Regions from separate parts of the Homo sapiens genome. Here region 1 is linked to region 2. Evidence: chromatin loops called from intact Hi-C (ENCODE). Cell type or tissue: PC-3. All regions are shown on one strand. Links, peaks and the distances in the headings refer to the core of each region. The heading gives the core; the rest is flanking DNA. Region 1 has its middle 8.0 kb from the start of LINC02628. Region 2 has its middle 32 kb from the start of NRP1.

What was found. Hi-C counts contacts between places; a loop is a spot of excess contacts. Peaks named below come from ENCODE experiments on the same cell type or tissue, not always from the same donor. Only the 100,000 strongest peaks of a DNase experiment are listed, where the experiment ranks them.
Region 1: a loop joins it to region 2, with 6 times the contacts of the local background. A loop is called at or near these places in 1 of 110 quality-filtered maps.

Annotation. Positions count from the first base shown.
Region 1 is chr10:33,603,393-33,614,681 of GRCh38, reverse strand. No RefSeq gene overlaps it. Among named protein-coding and RNA genes, the nearest start is that of LINC02628, 8.0 kb to the right of the region's middle. In PC-3, for the core only: no CTCF peak of the experiment used is centred there; a DNase peak (open chromatin) is centred at 4,951; H3K4me3 peaks cover 784 bases; H3K27ac peaks cover 1,151 bases.
Region 2 is chr10:33,361,116-33,372,404 of GRCh38, reverse strand. No RefSeq gene overlaps it. Among named protein-coding and RNA genes, the nearest start is that of NRP1, 32 kb to the right of the region's middle. In PC-3, for the core only: no CTCF peak of the experiment used is centred there; DNase peaks (open chromatin) are centred at 6,314 and 9,084; H3K4me3 peaks cover 4,251 bases; H3K27ac peaks cover 5,455 bases.

The DNA of each region.
Region 1 (11,289 bases), core at 1,050-9,049, 240 kb before region 2:
TGTTGTCTGTGACCTTCTTAAAAAGATGGCGCTCATTGGCCCATGCTTCATAGACCTGAGCCTTGAGAGATGGAGTAGTCCTCATCCTTCTGGAGGCCCAATGCCACTTCCAAATCTATACCAGTCCTTGCTCCTGCTCTTTGGAAGGTCATGCCCCATTTTGGCCAACATTCACTTGCTCTCTCTATTGCTGTCACTCACCCATACCCTGGTCAGGGTCTCTCATTCATACACTTGGAAATCAGCTTCATTGTCCTCATTGACACCTCTAATCCTGTTGACATTTTTTCTGATTTCTTTGAGTTGCAAGTTCAGCCTCTGGACTTTGCTGTTCTTTGACTGACTTCCCCAGCATCGATGGCTTTTCACTAGCTCTTCACTTCAGCCCTCTACTCAGGTGGCTGCTACGTTCACCTTGCCATCACTTAGAACTCTTCCACCTCTGAAAGCTTAACTTTCACATCTTACTCTCTGGCCACACATTTCCCCCTTTCATCTCATCACTGTTCTTTGACCTCATCCAAATATCTCTGACTGCTCTAATTTATTCCATCCTATCACTGTATCCTAACTTTACATCCTTACAGCCTAGACTTCATCATCTATTGCTTTATCGGCTCATTTGCCAAACTCCTCAGTTCCTTTGATCTGTTGTCCTTCTGTTACACGTGCCCCGTAAAAACCTAACTCCAGATCAGCTGTTTGATTTCTGTGTTTTCTTACATTGCAAGCATCTCTGACTGGTGAGACTGAGATTGGACTCAAAGTTGCTCTGTAATTATTTTGTATTTGTCTTTTTTATTCCCCACAGAGGTTAACTTCAAACATCATTTATTCTCAAATCTTCTAACCCTGCATGCTTTCTAATGTGTTTAGCAGGGAACTAAATTTCTATTTATAAATGAAGTCCATTCTATAGAAACCACCTCCATTGTAATCCCAGCACTTTGGGAGGCCGAGGCGGGCGGATCACCTGAGATCAGGAGTTCAAGACCAGCCTGACCAACATGATGAAACCCCGTCTCTACTAAAAAAATACAAAATAGCTGGGCATGGTGGCGCATGCCTATAATCCCAGCTACTCAGGAGGCTGAGGCAGGAGAATTGCTTGAACCTGGTAGGTGGAGGTTGCAGTGAGCTGAGAGCGCACCACTGCACTCCAGCCTGGGTGACAGAGAGAGACTTTGACTCAAAAAAAAAAAAAAAAGAAAGAAAGAAACCACCTTCATTGTCTGCTCCCTAAAACAGCTACACAGGCATTCATTCTTGCTTCCTGATTAAATAGAAGACAAGAATTTCGGGACTCACTCTGAATTCTTTCTTGCGTGAGGTCCAAGAACCCTCTCTTGGGGTCCGGACTGGGGCCTCTTTCCTGTAACATATTCACTGAAAGAGTTTTTCACTCACATTGTGTTCACTTAATCAATCACCTCCCACTCGCTCCTTAATCCATGGCCTGCTAGCTGCTGTACCCATCTTTGCACCTAACCACCTCTCTAACCTTGTCTACCTGTCACGAAATCCAATGCAAGCTTTCTTCTTTATCTTATATCCTCTCTGTAACAACTGACATTGTAGAGCACTCCCAGCTAGTCAACACTTAAACTTAGCTTCCGTTACACTGCACTCTGTTGGTTTTCTTCCTACCCCTTTGCCTGTTGTTTGTTGATCTAAACTTCATCTCTGTTTCTTTAACTTTAGAGGTTCTTGAGATTCTCTCTTGGGCACTCTTCTCTTCTTACTTTTTGCATCCTTACTGAGAAGTCTCAATAATTACCATGGCTTCAAATTGTTGAAGAGCTATAGAAACAACATGGATAAATTTGAATTCCAGACAGGGGATGCCATTCAGAGGTGAATAATCATCCCCTGTGGTTTCATCACTGGGAACATTTTCAGACTCTGGGCCTGAACTGAGGGTTATATTGAGTAACTAACTCAGAGGCATGCTACTAAAGGAAAGTGAAACTAACAAGGCTTTCAATGATTGTGAAAGGCTGAAATGACATGTCGGAGTCTTAAGGAGACCCAAAAGTGCGGCCTGTTTTTCTCATAGAATATTTATTGAACTTTGGGATGGCGTGTGTGTGGTGAATTAAAGATGGTCATAAATTCTTTCACATTTCTTCTATTGAGAGTTGGGATTTATGTCCCTCACCCTTGAATCTAGGCAGGCTCAGTGACTGCTTTGACAAATAAAATACTACAGAAGTGATGCTGAAACAAATTCTAAGCCTAGGCTTTAAAAGATTGGCATCTTCCATTTCCTGCCTCTTAGAACCCAAAAGTCATGCTGTGAGAATATCCAAACAGCTACATGGACCTGCCCATGTGGAGAGGAAACTTAGCCAATAACTTCAGCTAAGCTCCCAGCCAACAGCCAGTACCAACTTGCCAGACATGTGAGTAAGCCATCATAGAACTGGATTCTTACCACTCCAGCCAAAGCTCCACAGCAAAGAAGTGAAGCATCCACATCAAACCTTTCCCAAATTGCAGATTCGTGATCAAAATAAATGGCTATTATTGCTTTAAGCAACTGAGTTTCAGGGTGGTTTGTTAGACAGCACTAGATAACTGAAAAGCATAGAAGACTTTAAAAATGTCAAATTCTTCTCAAAGGCTCAGTAAAATCTTCCATAATCTTAGGAGGCTCAGGAAAAAGAGTTCTACCAGAGGGAGTTAGCCTGATTCAAACATCCAACTTGCCTCCACTTCAAGAAATTTCCTAGATTTCAGAGCTGGTGGGGAGAGTTGAAGAGGTGGGTTATTGCAGGGGGTAGCAAGAGGCAAAAGAGCTAAGTCCAAAACTTCTGAAGTACAGAATTGAATTCCCTGCAGTGTCCCAAGGATGAGAAGACAAAAATCCATCAGGCAATTGAGAAAAATGCCCAGAAGGGCCACTCACCCTATCCCCCAAAATAAGGGTTGTACAAAGGATGAAGTTTGTCATACCAAGACTCCTAACAAGTCTTGTTTTGGCTCAATCTATGAATCGGTTGAGGTGATTAGACAATTGCCTTACCTACCTAACAGGAAAGCAAGAGAAAATTGTTACTGGTGAAAAATATCATCTGGACATTTTATGACTTTTTTTTGGACACTGTCTAGCATATTATCAAAACTTACCAGACTACTGAATATGCAAGAATATGCAATCTATATTCAGGCAAAAATATAAAGCAATAGAAGCAGACCCACAGAAAATAAGACATGGGCATAGAGACAAGAGCTTCAAAGTCATTTTGGTTATTATGTTAAAGAGAACATAGGAAAGATGTGCAAAAATGGGTAAAAATAAAGTATTTCAACAGAGAACTGTAATCCATAAAAGAGAATCAGATGAATGGTCTAGAGATATTAAACACAGTGTTCAAAATTAACATATCATTTATGGCCTTAAAATCAGACCAGAAACATTTAAAGGCAAAATTAATGAACTCAAAGATAGATCAATAAGAAATAAAGTGAAGCACAGAGAAAAAGGAAAAAGAATGAAGAAAACAGATAAAGTATAAAATAAAATGAAAGACAGACAAAGATCTAACATGTCTGAATGGAATTCCAGGAGGAGATAGAGAACAGGTTCAAAAAATATTTGAAGTGATAATTGCTGAGATTGTCTAGGATGATTAAAGACACAAACCAACAGAGTCACAAAACTCAGTGGGCCCTTGATAGAATAAATACAAAGAAACCACCCCTGGGCACATCACACTAAAACTTCTAAATACAAAAAAAAAAAACAAAACCAACAAAAAAAACAAACAAAAAATCTTTAGAGATTAGCCTGAGAAAGAAGAAATATTATTTTCAAAGTAGGAGCTTAAAATAAGACTGATGGTTGACTTCAACAGAAACTGTAAAAGCCAGAAGACAATAGAATGGCACATTGAAAGTGCTGAAAGTAAACAAAACAAACAAACAAACCAAAAACACAGTTAAAATTCTATGAGAAAATGAGATAAAATAAAGATCAAAATTGAAGGCAAAAACAAAGGCATATTCAGACAATCAAAGGCTGAGAACCTTTTTCTCCAGACGACTAAAACTATAAGGAACATTTTCAAAAGATCTTTGAGCTGAAGGAAAATAATTTAAGATAGAAGCACAGAACTGGAAGAAGAATGAAAAACACTAGAAACTGTGAATATGGGAGTAAATAGCAAATAATATTGATGGTTTATAAGAAAATTAAGAATATCTTGTTGGTTAATGACAAGTAAAGTAAATGGAGATGAATTGTACAATTCTTGCATTATTTGAGACATAACACAAATATTAATTTTTAATAAGGTGGATTGTAATTAGTTAAGGCTGCAGATTATACAATAATATTACACTAAATAATTAAAAAGAAAGGGGAAAACTTTAAAAATATATTTGATTAACCTAAAAGAATGAACAAAAGAATGAATAAAAGAATTAAAACAGAGGGTACAAATTGTGGAGAAATACAATTGATTCATCCCCAGAAAATTCACACTTAAGCCATTAAATCAAACCCTTCGATTAAACCATTGAATACCTGTCAAATGAACTTGGTGGTCTACTCAGTTGTACCCACAGGGTGAAAACTGGTAGATGCTCATTTGAATTTACTGGGTGAGGACCAGGAAATATGAACTGCACTGACTTTAGCTGCACCTCAATAAGCTGCATGCACAGCACCCTACCCTGCCTAGTTGGATCTCCCAAGACTGCCTGAAATAGACCTCCTCTAGCATCTTTTAAAAATCCCACTCTGAGGGTCTTTTTCTAGAAATATTTGTCCCCCAGACTGTATGCTCTCTCTGTCTTTCCCTCAATCAGTCTTCAGAGACCTCTGTTGCTGCTGGACTCCATTCTTTTCTCAAGGAAACACCTTTGCTTTGCATAGACCTAAGTAAATAATAGACATTTAGATTACCATGACTGCTCTCTTTGGTATGGTATGTATTGACATTTAACACCTTAAAAGGGGGAGGGAGGAGCACACCCAGCATGCAGTCAGAGTGATATCACAACACAAACTCTTTTTAAAAAGGTAAACTGAAGTCCAACTATATCAGTAATTATATTAAAGATTGCCAAACAGAATAAGAAAAGCAACTATGTGCTCTTTGTAACACAACACTTTACAGACAGTCCCTCTACTTCCACTGGTTTGCTTTACGACTTTTTGACTTCAGGATGGTGCAAAAGTGAGGTACATTTGGTAGAAACCTTACTTCAATTTAGAATTTCAATTTTTTTCTGGGCTAGCAGTAGGTGATAAGATGCTCTCTTGCGATGCTGGGCAGGTAGCAAGCCACAGCTCCCAGTTAGCCGTGCAATCACAAAGGGTAAATAATGAATACTTTACAGTGTACTGTGTTTCCAGGATTTTTTTTTGATATTGTGTTTTATATTTTTGCATCCCTTTGTTACAAGAAAGAGGTCCCGATCCAGACTGCAAGAGAGGGTTCTTGGATCTCATGGAAGAAAGAATTCAGAGCGAGTCTATAGAGTAAAGTGAAAGCAAGTTTATTAAGAAAGTAAAGGAATAAAAGAATGGCTACTCCATAGACAGAGCAGTGCTGAGGGCTGCTGGTTGCCCATTTTTATGGTTATTTCTTGATAACAGGCTATACAAGGCTTGGATTTTTTTATGCCTCCCCTTTTTAGACCATAACTTCCTGATATTGCCATGTGATTTGTAAACACTTGTGGCACTGGTGGAAGTGTAGCAGTGAGCCTGACCAGAGGTCACTCTCGTGGCCATCTTGGTTTTGATGGGTTTTAGCCAGCTTCTTTACTGCAAACTGTTTTATCAGCAAGGTCTTTATGACCTGTATCTTGTGCTGACCTCCTGTCTTATCCTGTGACTTACAATGCCTTAACTGTCTGGAATTGCAGTCCAGTAGGTCTCAGCCTTATTTTACCCAGCTCCTATTTAAGATGGAGTTGCTCTGGTTCACATACCTCTGACACCTTCATGTCTACAAAATGCCCATCTGTGTATAGTATTCACCACAGTAGGCTGTGTGTTACACAATTTTGCCCCATTTTACATTTACCTACTCTAGACCAAAGTAAGTGTTTGGAGCCCATCTAAGATAGGCTAAGTTAAACTATGATGTTTGTTAGGTTAGATGTACTCATTGCATTTTCAACATGGAATATTTTCAACCTATGATGAATTTATTGAGAGGTAACCCCATTGTAAGTTGAAGGGCATGTATAAATATAAAGACATAGAAAGGTTAAAAGTAAAAAAAGATGGGTAAAAAATATACTGTACTGATATCAACCAAAAGAACCTATACCTATATTCATATCAGAACCTTGTACCTATACTCATATCGATAAGGCATAAGACAAGATATTTTATTTGAGGTACTGATTAAAAGATAATTCAAGAGGAAAATAGAACAATTCTTTTCTCCCCAAAAACAAAATTCCAAAACATATAAAGCTAATAGTGATAGAATTATTTTTTAAGTAGACCAATTCTCAATCATGGTGTTGAAGATTTTAACACTCTATTTTTTTTTCTGTAACTGATCAAACAAGCAGAGATCATATGCTTGGCCACAAAGAAAGCTCTTTGAAATATCTCAGAATTGATATCATACAGATTATATGTCTTAGACCTCAGAAAAAATGAATTAAAAATAAATAAGAGATATGGTAAAGATCATCAAATGTTTAGAAAATAAGTAAAACATTTCTAAATAACTCATGGGCAATGAAGAAATCATGATGGAAATTAGAGAGTATTTTGAACTGAATGCTAATGAGCTAATAAAACATGAAAACTTGCAGGATGCAGCTAAAGAGGTGCTCAGAGAAGATTTTTGAGTTCTAAATTCACTTGTTGGAAATAAAGAAAGCTTAAAAATCTAAACTTCTATACCAACAAGCTAGAAAAAGACTCGTGTATTATACCCAAAGAAAATAGATATGAGTAGAAGCCTTAAAAATAGTTCTTTGAAAACATTAATAAAATAACAAATTGCTAGTAAGGCCAATTTAGAAGATGGCTGGAAAACCCCACAAATTAGTAATATTAAGACAGAAAAGAGGGACAAAAATACATTTTCTAGAGACATTAGGAATAATATAGGGATATTATGAATAATTTTATGACAAAGCTTTAAAAAATTAGGTAGAACACACTATTCCTAAGAAAATGCATCAAAAGTGACAGAAGAAGAAATGTAAAAAAACAGAATAGTCTCATATCGAGTCTGTAATTAAAAACCTTCACACAAAGAAAACTCCAGGTCAGGTTGTTTCACTGATAAAATTTTACAAATATTTAGAAAAGAAGCCATACCAAATTTAAACAAACATATCCAGAGAATAGAAAAAAAAAACCGAATACTGCTGATATGGTTTAGAGCTGTGTCTCTATCCAAACCTCATGTAGAATTGTAATCCCCACATGTCAGGGGAGGGAACTGTTGGGAGGTGATTGGATCATGGAGGTAGATTTCCCGCAAGCTATTCTCACGGTAGCGAGCAAGTTTTCACAAGATCTCATGGTTTAAAAGTGTAGCACTTCCCTTGGTCTCCCTCTCTCTCCTTCTCTACCATGGTAAGATGTGCTTGCTTCCCCTTCCCCTTCCACCGTGATTATAAGTTTCCTCAGGCCTCCTAGCCATGCTTCCTGTTAAGCCTGCAGAATTGTGAGTCAAGTAAACCTCTTTTCTTCATAAATTACTCAGTCTAAGGTACTTCTTTATGACAGTATGAAAACAGACTAATACAACTACCAAACATTTATATTAGGTCAGCATAGCCTCGATATTAAAACCTAACAAGACGCAAAAAACAAAGAGAGAATGAGAGAAGGAAAGAAGGAAGGAAGGAAGGAAGGAAGGAAGAAGGGAGGGAGGAAGGGAGGTAGGGAGGGAGGGAGGGAGATTATAGGCCAATATCCCTCATGACCATAGATGCAAAAATCTTAAACAAAAACATAGTAAATAGAATAAATCAATATACAATATATATTTTAGAATTTTAGTCAATTTGCTATTAGAAATCAAACAACATTGTTTACTACATTAATGGTAAGGATGTCTACTATCATCATTTCAATTCAACATTGCACTAGATATTCTAGTGAGTCCGGAGGGCAGAAAAATAGACACAAAATTTAAAGATTATAAAGAAAGAAGTAAATTATCTTTTATAAAGATGACATGTTTTGTGCATGTAAAAAATCCAAAAGGATCCTTATTCCACTTAAAGACTGAATTTATTATATCCCTGGATATAATGTCAATATGTAAAAATCTGTTTTATTGCTATATATTAACAATGAACCATTTGAAATGGAAAGTAAATGATAGCACTTAAAATAGCACTAACAAACCCCATCAAATAACCAGAAATAAATTCTCCCAAAAAAGATACAAAGCGTCTACACTTTTTAGTTTTTACTACAAAACATTGCTGAGAGACGTTAAAGACCTAAATAGAGAGGTTTACCATCTTTACAAATTGGAAGACTCAGTGTTTTAAAGATGTTATTTCTTCCCAGTTTGATCTAAAGATTCAATGATATCCAAATCAAAGCCCTAGGAAGCTTTTTAATTTTAGTAATTGGCAAGATATTCTAAACTTTATCTGGAAATGCAAAGCACTTAGAATAGCCATGAGAGTCTTGAAGAAAAACAAAGTTGGAGGATTTACACCAGCAAGTTTATGAATTACTACAAAGCTATAGTAATTAAGATATAGTATGATCCAGGGGTGGTGGCTCATCCCTATAATCCCAACATTCTCGGAAATTGAGGTGGGAGGGTTGCTTGAGCCCAGGAATTTGAGACCAGCCTGGGCAACATTGTGAGAACTCGTCTCCACAAAAAATATAAAAAAATTAATTGAATGTGGTGGCACATGCCTGTTGTCCTAGCTAACTCAGGAGGCTGAGGTGGGAGGATTGCTTGAGCCCAGGAGTTTGAGGCTGCCGTGAGCCATGACCATGCCACTGCATTCCAGTCTGGGTGATACAGTGAGACCCTGTCTAAACAAACAAACAAAAAAACACACATGGTATGGACCAAAGGTATATAAATACATCAGTGGAAGGAGGCCCAGAAACATACCACTTTTTATATGGTCACCTGATTAATTTAACACTGCTACAATTCTCTAAATGGAAGAATGGTCTTTTCCAGTAAGCAGTGATAGGTCCATTGGATAGCTGTCCAGGAGAAAAAAATGAAATCTGACCTCTACCCATAACATACACCAAAACAAATTAGAGGTGGATTTATAGACTTATATATAAATGATTAAATAATGAATCTTCTGGAAGAAAACATGAGAGAATATCTTCTTTTTAGAAAAATCACCTTATTGAAATATGATTGACAGGTTGAAAGTTATACTTGTTTAATGTATACGACTTGACAAGTTTGGAGATAAGTATACACTCCTGAAACCATAACCACCATAAAGTTCATAAATATATTCATCAATCCATTAACTCCTGAAGTTCCTGCCCACTCCCTTTATTATTATTTTATGTGTGTGTGTGTGTGTATGTGTGTGGTATGAACACTTAACGTAACATCTACCCTTTCAGTAAAATGTAAGTACAAAATACAGTATTGTTAGTTACAGGCACTATACTGCATAGTAGATCTGTAGAACTTATTTATCCTGTATAACATTGTACCCTTTGGCCATAACCTCCCGATTTCTCCTTCCCCACCCTCCTGGTAGCCAGCATTCGCTCTCTGCTTCTAAAAGTTTGACTATTTTAGATTCCACATATAAATGAATAAATGAGATCATACAGAATTTGTCTTTCTGTGTCTGGCTTATTTCACTTAGCAAATTGTTCCCTAGGTCCATCAATGTTGTTAAAAATGACAAGATTTCCTTCTTTTCAAAGGTTAAATAGTGTGCCATGCATATATACATCATACTTTCTTTATTCATTTGCATGTTAGTGGACATCTAGGTTGTTTCCAAATCTTTGCTGTTATGAATAACGCTGCAGTGAACATGGTGGTGCAGCTATGACTTCAAGATACTGATTTCAATTCTTTTAGATAAATATCTAGAAGTGGGATTGCTGGATCACATGGTGGTTCTACTTTCAATTTTTTTAGGAACCTTTATGGTATTCCTTAATGAGTGTAACAATTTACATTCCCACCAACAGTGTACCAAGGTTCCTTTTCCCCATATTCTCCCAAACACTTGTTATATTTTGCTTTTTCAATAATTAGGACCCTAACAGGTATGAGGTGATAGCTCATTGTGATTTTGATTTATGTATAATAATTCGTGATGTTGAGCACTTTTTCAGTTACCTGTGGGCCATTTGTATGTCTTTTCTTGAGAAATATCTATTCCACTCTTTGCCCATTTTAAAAATATGATGATGATGATGATGATTATTGCTATTGACTAGCAGGAGTTCCCTGTATACTTTGGATTTTTTTTTTTTTTTTTTTTTTTTTTTTTTTTTTTGAGACAGAGCCTCACTCTGTCACCCAGGCTAGTGGCACCGTCTTGGTTAACTGTAACCTCCACCTCCCGGGTTCAAGCAATTCTCCTAGCTCAGCCTCCCAAGTAGCTGGGATTACAGGCACACAACACCACGCCCAGCTAATTTTTGTATTTTTAGTACAGACAGGGTTTCATCATGTTCACCAGGCTGGTCTCAAACTCCTGACCTCAGGTGATCCGCCCTCCTCGGCCTCCCAAAGTGCTGGAATTACAGGCATGAGCCACCCCACCCAGCCTATACTTCGGATATTAACCCCTTATTAGATGTGAGGTTTGCAAACATTTTCTCCCATTCTATAGGCTTCCGTTTAACTTTGTTGCTTGTTCCCTTTGGTATGCAGAAGCTTTTTAGTATCACTTGATCTGCTTCTGGAATTAGTTAATATATTAATTATTAGGATTGAAATCCTGTTACTTTTTACAGATCATGCTTATGCCTTTTAATTTCATTAATCAGAGAATATTTTTCAGATATTACCTTAGAAGTGAGGGTGTGTGTGTCCTGTTAAATTCGGTATAATTTAATTCCTTTGTGTAAGCAGTCTTTCTTTTTTAAAATAGTAGTATAAGCATATTATGTCTTTATTTTAAGCAGTCTTTCTTGGTTTTATTAGTACTAAAAGTATATTATGTATTTATTGTAAAGTCTTTTTTAACCAGATCATTCATATAATTTGGTTGAAAAAATATATTTTACAGTACTCTTGGAAATTAACAGAGCTGTTGGATGTTGGAATGCTTGTTTGAGAAAGCAAGCTTTATGTTTACCCCTGTTGGGGCTCAGAAACTGATACC
Region 2 (11,289 bases), core at 2,219-10,218:
CATAACTGTAAGAAATACCTTCCTTTTCTTGTAAATTACCGACTTTCAGGTATTCTGTTATAAGCTACAGAAAATGGGCTAACACAGAGACTAAGGACTACTTATCCTTCAATATTCCTCCCACATCATCCTTGACAAAGTCTGCCTATGTGAGAAGCTATGCTACTCACATTTCTGAAACTAATTGGTAAATAAGACTATATGCTTGCCTCCAAAAACAGGACAAAGTAATTTTGACAACTACAACAAAATAATTTGAACTAGGAAACACATAAGGGAATCTTGCCATTCAAAGCAGTAAAACGAGGCCAGGTATGGTGGCTCATGCCTGTAATTCCAGCACTTTGGGAGGCTGAGGCGGGTGGATCACCTGAGGTCAGGAGTTTGAGACCAGCCTGGCCAACATGGCAAAACTCCATCTCTACTAGAAATACAAAAGTTAGCCAGGCATGGTGGCAGGTGTCTATAATCCCAGCTACTCAGGAGTCTGAGGCAAGAGAATCTCTTGAACCTGGGGGAGCAGAGGTTCCAGTAAGCCGAGATTGTGCCACTTCATTCCTGGCTGGGCAAAACAGTGAAACTCCATCTCAAAAATAAATAAATAAATAAAATCAGCAGTAAAAAGAGTTAGGGAAAGGAAGACTTCTCATTCCCGCAATTTTTTTCTCAAAAACTCGAACTTCTAGAAGGACCTGTTCATTTTTTCATTTTTCAAAGTCCTTTTCCATTGATGCCCTCATCTCCTTAGATAAAGCCAAACATGGAATTATTTTTAAGTCATAACTTTTAAAGAGAAATAAAATTTGAAGGGTAGTATACACAAAAATCCATCCTGCATTTCATAAATTATAAACCTGAGGCATAAGGAACTTAATGACTTGCTGAAGGTCGTATAGTGAATATATCAAAAAACCAGGGCCCTATCTTCTAGGAAGATTAGAGTCAGATAAGCGTTGACTCTAGGGACAAAACAATAATGAGGTAATGTTTATAAAGCACTTAGCTACAAACCTGGAATATAGTAAACACCTAATAAAGGTCATCATAATATGTTTCTGTCTTCAGCAATCTCTGGATGATAAGTATGATGAAGGAAATAGGTGGGGAAGGACGTGCTGAGTAATGAAGAACTGCTAATTTCATACAAGGGGAATCCTATTTAAATTCGTAGTAACCATACCTCCTGCCCCCTTGACATAGACTCCTTTTAGCCTGGCTCTTTGATTTAAGATAAATTTCAGCCTATTTCTTTTGCCTTCTCTACCTCTCTGAACACTAAATTTTGAGTGCCCATTAACATTAAAAATACCAGCCTGATACACATCAATTTGGATTGGAAAATAAAGAAAGCTTAAAAACAACAACCAAAAATACCAGCAGTGTACTCAATAAAGTGGGAAATGAATGACAGGACTACAAAAATTTACTTCAACAGACTTCAGAGAATGTAACTTAATTTTTGTCAAATGCAAAAGGCATATTTTCAAGCTTCAACAAGGAAACCTAAATATTCAAAATGCCTAAACTTTGTTGAAGATTCATTCAACAAATGCTCACAGATCTTTCATTTGTCTGGGTAGACCTCTTGATGGTAAAATCTATCCAAACTAGCTATGGTCCTTCTATGATTTGGATCTGGTTTGTATGACTCAGCCAAGTCTCAAGTTGAAATATGATCCCCAGTGTTGGAGGTAGGGCCTGGTGAGAGGTGTTTGGACCCTGGGGTAGATCTATTCATGGCCAAGGCTAAGGGGTGCCAGCATGTGCAGATCATATGGGCAACAGAGGAAACAAGAGAGGGGAGGGAGGTGCCCTGCTCTTTTTAACAACCAGTTCACATGCTGGTTCCCCTTCCCCTTCCGCCATGAGTGGAAGCAGCCTGAAACCCTTACCAGATGCACATGCTGGCTCCATGCTTCTTACACAGCTTGTAGAACGGTTAGCAAAATAAACCTCTATTCTTTATAAATTATGCAGCCTTAGGTATTCCTTTATAACAACACAAAAGGACTAAGACAGGTCCCTGCAACTGTATTTTCAAAGAAGCAATTCCACCAAACCTAAAATGGCTTGACTGTGTTCCCACCCAAATCTCATCTTGAATTGTAGTTCCCATAATTCCCAAATGTCGTCTTGAATTGTAGCTCCCATAATTCCCAAATGTCATGGGTGGGACCAGGTGGAGGTAACTGAATCATGAGGGCAGTTTCCCCCATGCTGTTTTCATGATAATGAGCAAGTCTCACAAGATCTGATGGTTTTATAAGCATCTGGCATTTCTCCTGCTGGCACTCATTTTCTCTCTATTCCCGCCCTGTGAAGGGGTGCCTTCACCGTAATTGTAAGTTCCCTGAGGCTCTCCAGCTATGTGGAACTGTGAGTAAATTAAACTCTTTTCTTTATAAACTACCCAGTCTCAGGTATTTATTCAAAACAGGGTGAGAACAGACTAATACAAAACCCTTCTGCCGGTGCCTCATTCCTCTATCTTATTCTCTTGAGTGTTTATCGAATGTGATCCTCCCTCCACAAAAAAATTAGAGTCAGAGTATCTAAATAACTTTCTCCGAAATCTTAAAGCATTTGACATTTATCAGCAAACTAATTTCACCTGTAGGATGAAACTAATAAAGTGCAGTACCTCCCCCCTCCCGGCCCCGCCCCTGCTTTCACCATGTGAACTGCCTGCCACCACTTCGCCTTCTGCCATGAATAAAAGTTTCTTGAGGCCTCCCCAGAAGCAGATGCTGGCACCATGCTTCCTGTACAGTCTGCAGAACCATAAGTCAATTAAGCCTGTTTTCTTATAAATTATCCAGTCCCAGTATTCCTTTAAAGCAATGCAAAAATGGCCTAATAAATGTCTTTTTTTTTTTTTTTTGAGATGGAGTCCCACTCTGTTGCCCAGACTGGAGTGCAATAGTGCTATCTCAGCTCACTGCAAGCTCCGCCTCCCAGGTTCATGCCATTCTCCTGCCTCAGCCTCCCGAGTGGCTGAGACTACAGGCGCCCACCACTGTGCCTGGCTAATTTTTTGTAATTTTAGTAGAGACGCGGTTTCACCGTGTTAGCCAGGATGGTCTCGATCTCCTGACCTCATGATCTGCCCACCTCAGCCTCCCAAAGTGCTGGGATTACAGAAAGTGTTTTTTAAAAAAAGAAATTCCTTCATTTTCCCAGATCCCAATTTCTTTGTCTATAAAATGATGGGATTATGTCAGTTGCTGGATTTTCAGCTTTAGAATTTTGTGAGGCAATGTCATTGATTTCATTTTCTAAATATGTCCGCTATCTTCTATGTTGCATTCTACCCTGACCCAGCCAATGCGATCTCTCTCGTAATAGAAACACCACTCACCAAGGTGGTCAGACAATAACCTAGAAGGCATCCTTCATGCCTTTCTCTCATAACCCACATTCAATCCATTTTAAGTACCGTGAGCCCTGATTTCAAAACATATGCTGAGTTTGTCTCTTTCTCACCATCTGCGCTGTTATAATTGCATTCCAAGCCACCTCACTCTCTCTTTTCTCCTAACTTCTTTTCCTGCTTCCACTTTTGCTCTTATAAGGTTTATTCTCTACACAGAAGCCAGAGTGATCCTTTTAAAACATAAATCAAATTCTTCCCTTTTCTACAACGAGCATGTGCAGGTTTCCTTCCATCTTAGAACACCTTGTGAAGTCCTTACCGTGGTCTGCAAGAGCCTACAAGGTTCCACCACTATGATAACATTCTCCCTTGGCTTACTGCCCTCCAGCCACACTGGCTCCCTGTTGTTCCCACTCAGGGCATTTGCACATGCTAACCCTCTGGCTGGAACACTCTCTTGGTACCTCCACTTGACCCCCTACCCTACTTCACAGGTCTCTGTTTCAATGTTCTCTCCTCAAAGAGAGTCATCTTGATCTCCTTATCTAAAATAACTGCCCCATCACTCTCCGTTGATTCCCTCATTCTTTAGTTTGCTTCCTGCCTCTTATTACCAATGTGTTAGATTGTTTCTCTACTGGTCGGTAATGAATCATGCATTCTCATATCCATGCCCCTAGCTTTGTGACTTTCTCTGGCCTGTGGGGCATTAGCAAACATGACACACACAGAAACTCAATAAGCACTTGCTCTTTGGTACTTGTTCCCATGGAACCCTAAGACCACCCAGAGACAAAACATGATGTGGTCAGAAGGGCCTGGCCACCCAGTGCGCCCAGCCAAGCCCAGCCAAGCCCAGCCACCAGCTGACCTTCCGGTTCAAAGGAGCCACAAGTGTGAGTCCAGGTGAGGGCAGCAAATGACCCACCCTCTTGCCCACAAAATAGTGGGAAATCATGAACAACTCTTGCTTTAAGATACTTAGTTTGAGGGGTTTTTTCAACAAACTAAAATATAACCAATGCAGCTCTCATGGCTTATTATGTTTTCTTATTGTTATATTATTATTCTTATTCCATTGAAATGTAAACTCCATGAGTAAAGGGGCTTGGTTTGTCATTATTGTTAATTCCACCACATAGAACAACTCATTGAGTATATATTCAATGGTGTTGAGGATACTCTTAATAAATATGTATCAACTTAATGACTGTATGGATGAATGAATGAGCAATTTCATAGTTTACAGACAAATATGCTACTTAGCCAAAGCAAACTTTCTCAGGACCATTCTGTATTTTTAGGTTATAAGAAGAGGCATAAAGGTGGCATTTCAGGTTGTTTCTCATAATTCACCCTGTTTGAAAATGGAAGTTTTCCTCCCAAAATCATTTGAAACCTGTAATTTAAACCTCCCAACCTCAGTCCTGATATTTGCACTACACTCTGCTGTCCATCAGTGACTCCTGTAGGAGAAGTCACTTCAAAGTGTGTGGCTGTCAATAGCTGGTTAACACCAAAGTGCAACAAGCACTTTGCCAGAAAACTCTTCACCATTCATCCTAAGTGATGGAGAAGTACCAGAGAGAATAGGAAAGGTATCTGACAAGATGAACCTAACCTGAACAAGTGCAGGGCAATTTGAAATGTCTTACAATGTTTCTGTTCCTTTACACAGTAGGTGCCCATGGCCCAAACCACTGCAGTGCCTACCCCATCTTTCTGTTAAATCTGAATCCCTGTGAGCTTGTGATGCATGAGCTGAATGTTTGGCTGACTACTTTATTGATTTTTAAATGTACCCATCGCTGAGCCTTCAGATCCATGTACAAAGAACGATACACCTTTTAAGTAACAGTTATTTTCTGGAGGGTATAATTATAGTTATAAAACTGCCATTCCTCCCACCATGTTAGAAAAAATGTCTCCCTGCTCACCAGCAGCCTCTGGCCCTGATGAATGAAGAAGGACCTGTACATGAGGAAGCTCAATAAATTCTATGGGTGACAGAGGAATGCAGAGCAAGAGGCCAGATCTAACATCCCGTCCCCTGCATGGTACACTGGCTCTGCTTCTTCCCAGTCAGACCAAGACTGGGAAACCAAATTGACAAATGAGGCACCAAAAAATAAAACCTTAAATGGAGCCACAAAGCCAGTTGAATATAAGCAGACATTAGACTGCAGAGATCAAGTTGTCTAGGGCCATTAGCCTTAGGGACAGCCTGGTGTCACAGAAGGCAGACAGACCTATGAACTGGGTGCTGGCCTGCTTGGGACTGTATCCCACTGGTTTCATAGCCTGGAGTCTCTTCAGCTGTCTGGAATGCAGTGTTTTTATCTGCAAAATGAGAAAATTGTACTAGATGAGCTCTAAGGCCCTTTTAGGCTTAGAATGTTATGGACCTAAATCAGCAATATCAAAAACATGCTGTTTTACCCTATCTCAAGAGGTGAGCCATGAAATCAGTATTTTTAGCAATTGCTAAGCGTAAATTAATAACCCTACAAAGCAAATTGTTTTTATAAAACTGCCTCCTTGATGTTGCATTATATTTGTCTCTAAAGCAAACAATATGAATTGATTTATTCTGCAAGTATGTATTGAATGCTACTGTTAGAGAAGCAGCAAGTTCATATGCCCACTGTGCAGTAAGAGACCAATACAATGAGACAGCAGGACTTGCAGCAGAGAAAGAGTTCAATGATCACAAGGCAGCAGAGTGAGGAGATGGGAGGAGCCCCTTCAAAACCATCTCCCCTAGGAATTCTGGGCTGGAGTTTTTAAGGGAGACATGGAGGGTGAGGGGCTGGAAAATTGGGGTTGTTCATTTTTCAGGGTAAGGGGGATGAAATCATCAGGATGTGGAAACTGTATTCTTTGGTGAATCACCTCCTGTGGGGTTCTTCAGACCAGCTGAGTCACTAGTAGTTTTATTGGTATGCAGGAACTGAGAGAATATCTCAAAGGGAAAACAATTCTTTGTAATGTTCAAGTTATCTGTAGATCAGTAAAGGGGAACTTTTATCTTGTAACAGGGTCTACATGATTCTGAGGCAACAGGCAGCAAACCACTATGAGGAAGCAGGCTGACCTCATGACTAATGCAGAGTGTGCTTCAAGCTTGGCTTATTTTTATTTCTCCCCCTTCCTTCTCCCCTGATTAACTCTACAGTTTATACACTTTATAGTTTTCATCAGGGGAGAAGGAAGGGGGATGGTTTCACTACTGTATGTTGGATTGTCTAGCACAGAGGACAAGATAGATGAGGACTCTGCCCCCAATACCCCATGGAAGGCTGTGGACATGTTATAAAGGATCTTCCATTCCAGGCCAAAGAGTCTGGATCTGAATCTATAGGGAATGAGTTCCTGAAGACTTTAAAGGAAGGAGTTACAGGTCACTGTGGTTCAAAGTGGGATTATTCTGGCAGCAGAGCTTCTGAAAGGGGAAGGAGCAGGAGTTAGAGAGGCCAACAAGAAGGCTGCTCTCATACTGTGAGTAAAAAATGATGGGGCCTCTCTGCTTCTGCTACTGACGTCTAACTGTTGTAACAAATAGACCCAACCATGTCATAGCTCAACACAAGAGGCATTGCTCTGGGCAGTCACTCAGGACTGTGGGGTAGCTGTCCTCTGGCATGTTCACTCAGAGACCCAGGCTCTGCCATGTGCAGTTCCACCTCCCACAGGGCCTTGTAACTGGCAACATTCAGCCAGTAGAAGATGAAATGGCAGGAAGAATGTGAATGGCAGGTTCCTAGGGGCCAAGCCTGCAAGGGGCATGTGCCATTTTATTTATCTTTCCATTGGCATGGCCAGGTAGATACCAGGGAGCCTTAGAAAACCATGTCCTCTCTCAAGTGCCCAGGATGACAAGGACAATGGATTGTGGATAACTTTTGGAAGTTTCTTCTATAAGACATGAGCAAAGAGAAACTGGCTGGAAGGATGAAGATGCGGGGATGAAATGAGGAGATCCTTTCTGCAGTATGATCACAGGATATGGTGACAATTTGGAAGGAAGCTAGAAAATGAAAGGGAGAGGCTTGGTGATGACCCAGAAGTTTCTAGCTTGGAAAATTGAAATGAAAAATATTGCAAATAAGATGTAATCTTTTTAGGAGGGCAATATGGTGTTATCCATCAAAATTTCAAATGGAGCATACCTTTCACACAAACATTCTACTTTAAGAACTTATCCTACGGAAAAATTAACACAATCTATATGCAAAGACATTCACTGAGTATTACTTGAATTAGCCAAAAAAAGGAAAATTATGTAAATGTCCACAAAGAGGATGAGTTAAAATAAATTATAGGCATATAAGTATGCAACTATTAAAAATAGCAAGATTAATCTATATGTATTGATATAAAAAGATGTCTGAATTGCACTGTCACATTTAAAAAGCAAGTTGCAGAATGACATATACAACTGTGTTTTGGGATAAAAATATATGTATGTATATTCATTGAAGAAAAACTCTAAGAATATACCAAAACCATTAGTGTTTATTTTGAGAGTGGTATATTGTTTAAATGTATTTTTTCTACAGACTGCCTGTTTACACTTGCATAATAAAAAACATATATAATTTTGGTTTTCAAAGTTATTATTATCATTTTATAGATTAGATAAAGCCATGCATGCATAGGCTTAAAGGAAGGAGCAGGAGGTGAGTTCCGGGTATGTATGTGTGCACGTGTGGATATGTGTGCTGTTGTTTTTGTTGTTCCTCCAAAGCACTTTGTAACATCAGCAGTTTTCTTATTTTAGAATAGAGAAAACAGAGGCTCAAAGAAACTAATGGCTTCCTGAAGATCACACACATCTGAAGGATCTTTACTCAGGCTTTATGTAAAAGATTGTCAAGCCCTTCTCTGCCGGGGCTCTATTCTACACAAGCCCCCAGCAGGCAGACATGAGTGGTGGCCTGATGGGCCCACAGGGGTGAGCAGAGAGAGCAGACAGACAAAGGCAATGAGCAAAATAACATGGGATATGCCTTTTATTGGAAGAACAAGTGAAATGCCAACTAAAATAACCCTTTTGTCTATTTTCACCTTGCCCAATTCCTCCTATTTCTCTTTCCTCTTCTTGCTCCTTCCCTCTTTTTGGATTCTGCCACTTTTCTTTTCTTTCCTCTCTCTACTAAAAAGAAAAAAAAACTGAGGTGAGGAGACAGGGGAGGAAAAAGGGAGATACAAATCTTTCCATTGTTTTCTGTATTGTCCAAATGTAGCCATAGGGCTTTTCGTTTGTTTGCATTGTATATGTTTTTATTTTAGTTTGTAATCATAGGCACTTGAAAGACACGGGCAGTGCAATTTGGGGTATTTGGTATTCTGCCTTCTACAGGGAAACAGTCCTATCCATAAACCTCTATTATTAACCTCTTGATCATAGGTACCATTGAAGAAATAAGTGGCAATTGTTGATTTGCTAAAATTATACTTTGATCTTAGCAATTAAGTTCTGTGTGTCTATCCTTTCTTAATCGATCTAGTCATCTTGGTCAAATGAGTTCCATGAAACAAATAACAAGGGCATACATTTAGTTTTAAATTCTTTGTGTTGTTTTTGATGAATCATAAATGAATGTATAGTAAAGATTATAAAAGAGATTTTATCTGTAAGGTATTTCATAGTGAACCTAACCATCACACATACTTGTATGAGCTCACAGAAGCCTATTTCCACATAATAAGACACTCCATAATCTACACTTGAAATCTGATGGTTAGCTTTACAGTCACTACATACAGAGAGACAGAGAAAGAGAGAGAGAGAAACTTGGCTTGGCAAATATCACTAATAGCCAATACTGTTGCAACTTCATCTCTATTGCTTTACTCTTAAAAATGATAAGCAGAAGAGGGGTTCTTGCATTTAATGTAACAATGCAATTGTTATTGTACAGATAATCCTAAAATGCAGATGGTGATATCTAAATAAAGTTAGTAACAGTTACTGAAAATAGTTTGTTATATTCTTTTTTAATAAATGAAAATAATAAGCTTCACCATGCAGATTTGCTTTGAATATAACAATTCAGACAACTTCAAAGTTATTGCAGTGTATTCAGATGACAACAAAAGGTGTAATATTTTTATTTGTAATAAAAATTCACATAAGACGCTTTTCAAAAAATACAATTGTGTGTGAATGTCTTAAATTGTTATCATTTCTAGAAATCTTCTTCAGCTTTCTCTGCTCTCAAGAAAACCAAATAAATTAGATGAGACTGAGCATTAATTGGTTGCCAAGATTCATTTTTGTCAAAATCATTTTGGAGTTGTAGATGTTCATAAGAAGACTAATTGCAAAGTGGTTTAAATTATTTTTATTACAATTTAATTGTTCCAAACAATTTTCCCTTAGGATTATTTTTTCGAAGTCATTTGTTTCACTTTATCAAATGACCTTTTAAGAAGTTCTATAATCTGCATACGTTGTCAAGACAAAATAGAAAATATGCAGATACACCGGCACTGCCAGTTTCTTTTCTTCTCTTCTTTCTTCTCTCTTCTCTCTTTCTTTCTGAAAGCCATGTATCTTCTTATTAAAATAATTCAAACAAGAAAGACACATATAAGTAAAAATCAAAAAGCCCTGCCTAAATTTAATCAGCCTAATTTAGCTTTTGTGAAAAGTGAAAATATTTTAAAATAGTATACTCAATATTTGATATGAAAAAGAATATGAAAACATTCAAACAGATGCTGTTTATAATATTGTATTAGTCCATTCTCACATCACTGTAAAGAAATACCCGAGATGGGGTAATTTATAAAGAAAAGAGGTTTAATTAGCTCATGGTTCTGCAGACTGTGCAAGAAGCACAGCAGCTTCTGCTTTTGGGGAGGCCTCAGGAAGCTTACAATCATGGCGGATGGTGAAGGGGAAGCAGGCATGTCTTACGTGGCTGGAGCAGGAAGCCTAGAGAAAAGGGAGGTGCTACACACATTTAAACAACCAGGTCACATGAAAACTCACTCATTATCATGAGAAGAGCACTGAGGGGATGGTGCTGACCCATTCATAATTAACCAGCACCATGATCCAATCACCCCCCACCAGGCCCCACCTCCAAAATTGGGGATTACAATTCAACATGAGATTTGGTAGGGACACAGATCCAAACCATATCAAATATTAATATATCATCTAGAATATATAATAAAAATATAATACGAATATATCTATATCTTTGTTTCTTTTTCACAAATCTGAATTTTCAATTAAGTGTTGCATTTTGTCTTTAAAGTTTTTTGTATGGGAATCTTTGAAAACCCTAAAAGTTGTTTCTTTCCAGGAGTACAATCTTGTACATTTTCCTTTCTGTGTGCTGACCGATACCAAAGTGTGTCAGTCATCAAAATACATACAGATACATACAACCTAGTATATTTGCATTTGCCTAATATGAAAGTTACATTATTTGACATCTGAGTCCACAAGATAGAGAGGAAGCTTGGAGACTGACAGTCTGACTGATGGTCCCCTTTCTATTCATACATTGAGCAAGTTTCCATGGGGTCGATATGAAGATTTGGACTGTCTGCCCTTCCAGTCTTGCGACGACACAAGAAAAGTAATAAAGGTGGAAAACAGAATGGGATTCATCTACAAATGATCAAACAAACACAACATTATTTAACGGCTAAAAGCTGGGTGTATTTAATATGTAATTTACTCTCAATAATAATGTCAGTCTCATCTATATGTACTTATCTATATGATGGTACTTGGAGATGGGGCATTTGGGAGGTAATCAGGTCACAGGGTGCAGGCTGCATGATGGGATTAGTGACCTTATAAGAAGAGATAAGAAAGAGCTTGCTTTCTCTCTCTTCTCCCTCTACCGGGTAAAGTACACAATGAGAAGATGGCAGTCTGCAAACCAGGAAGA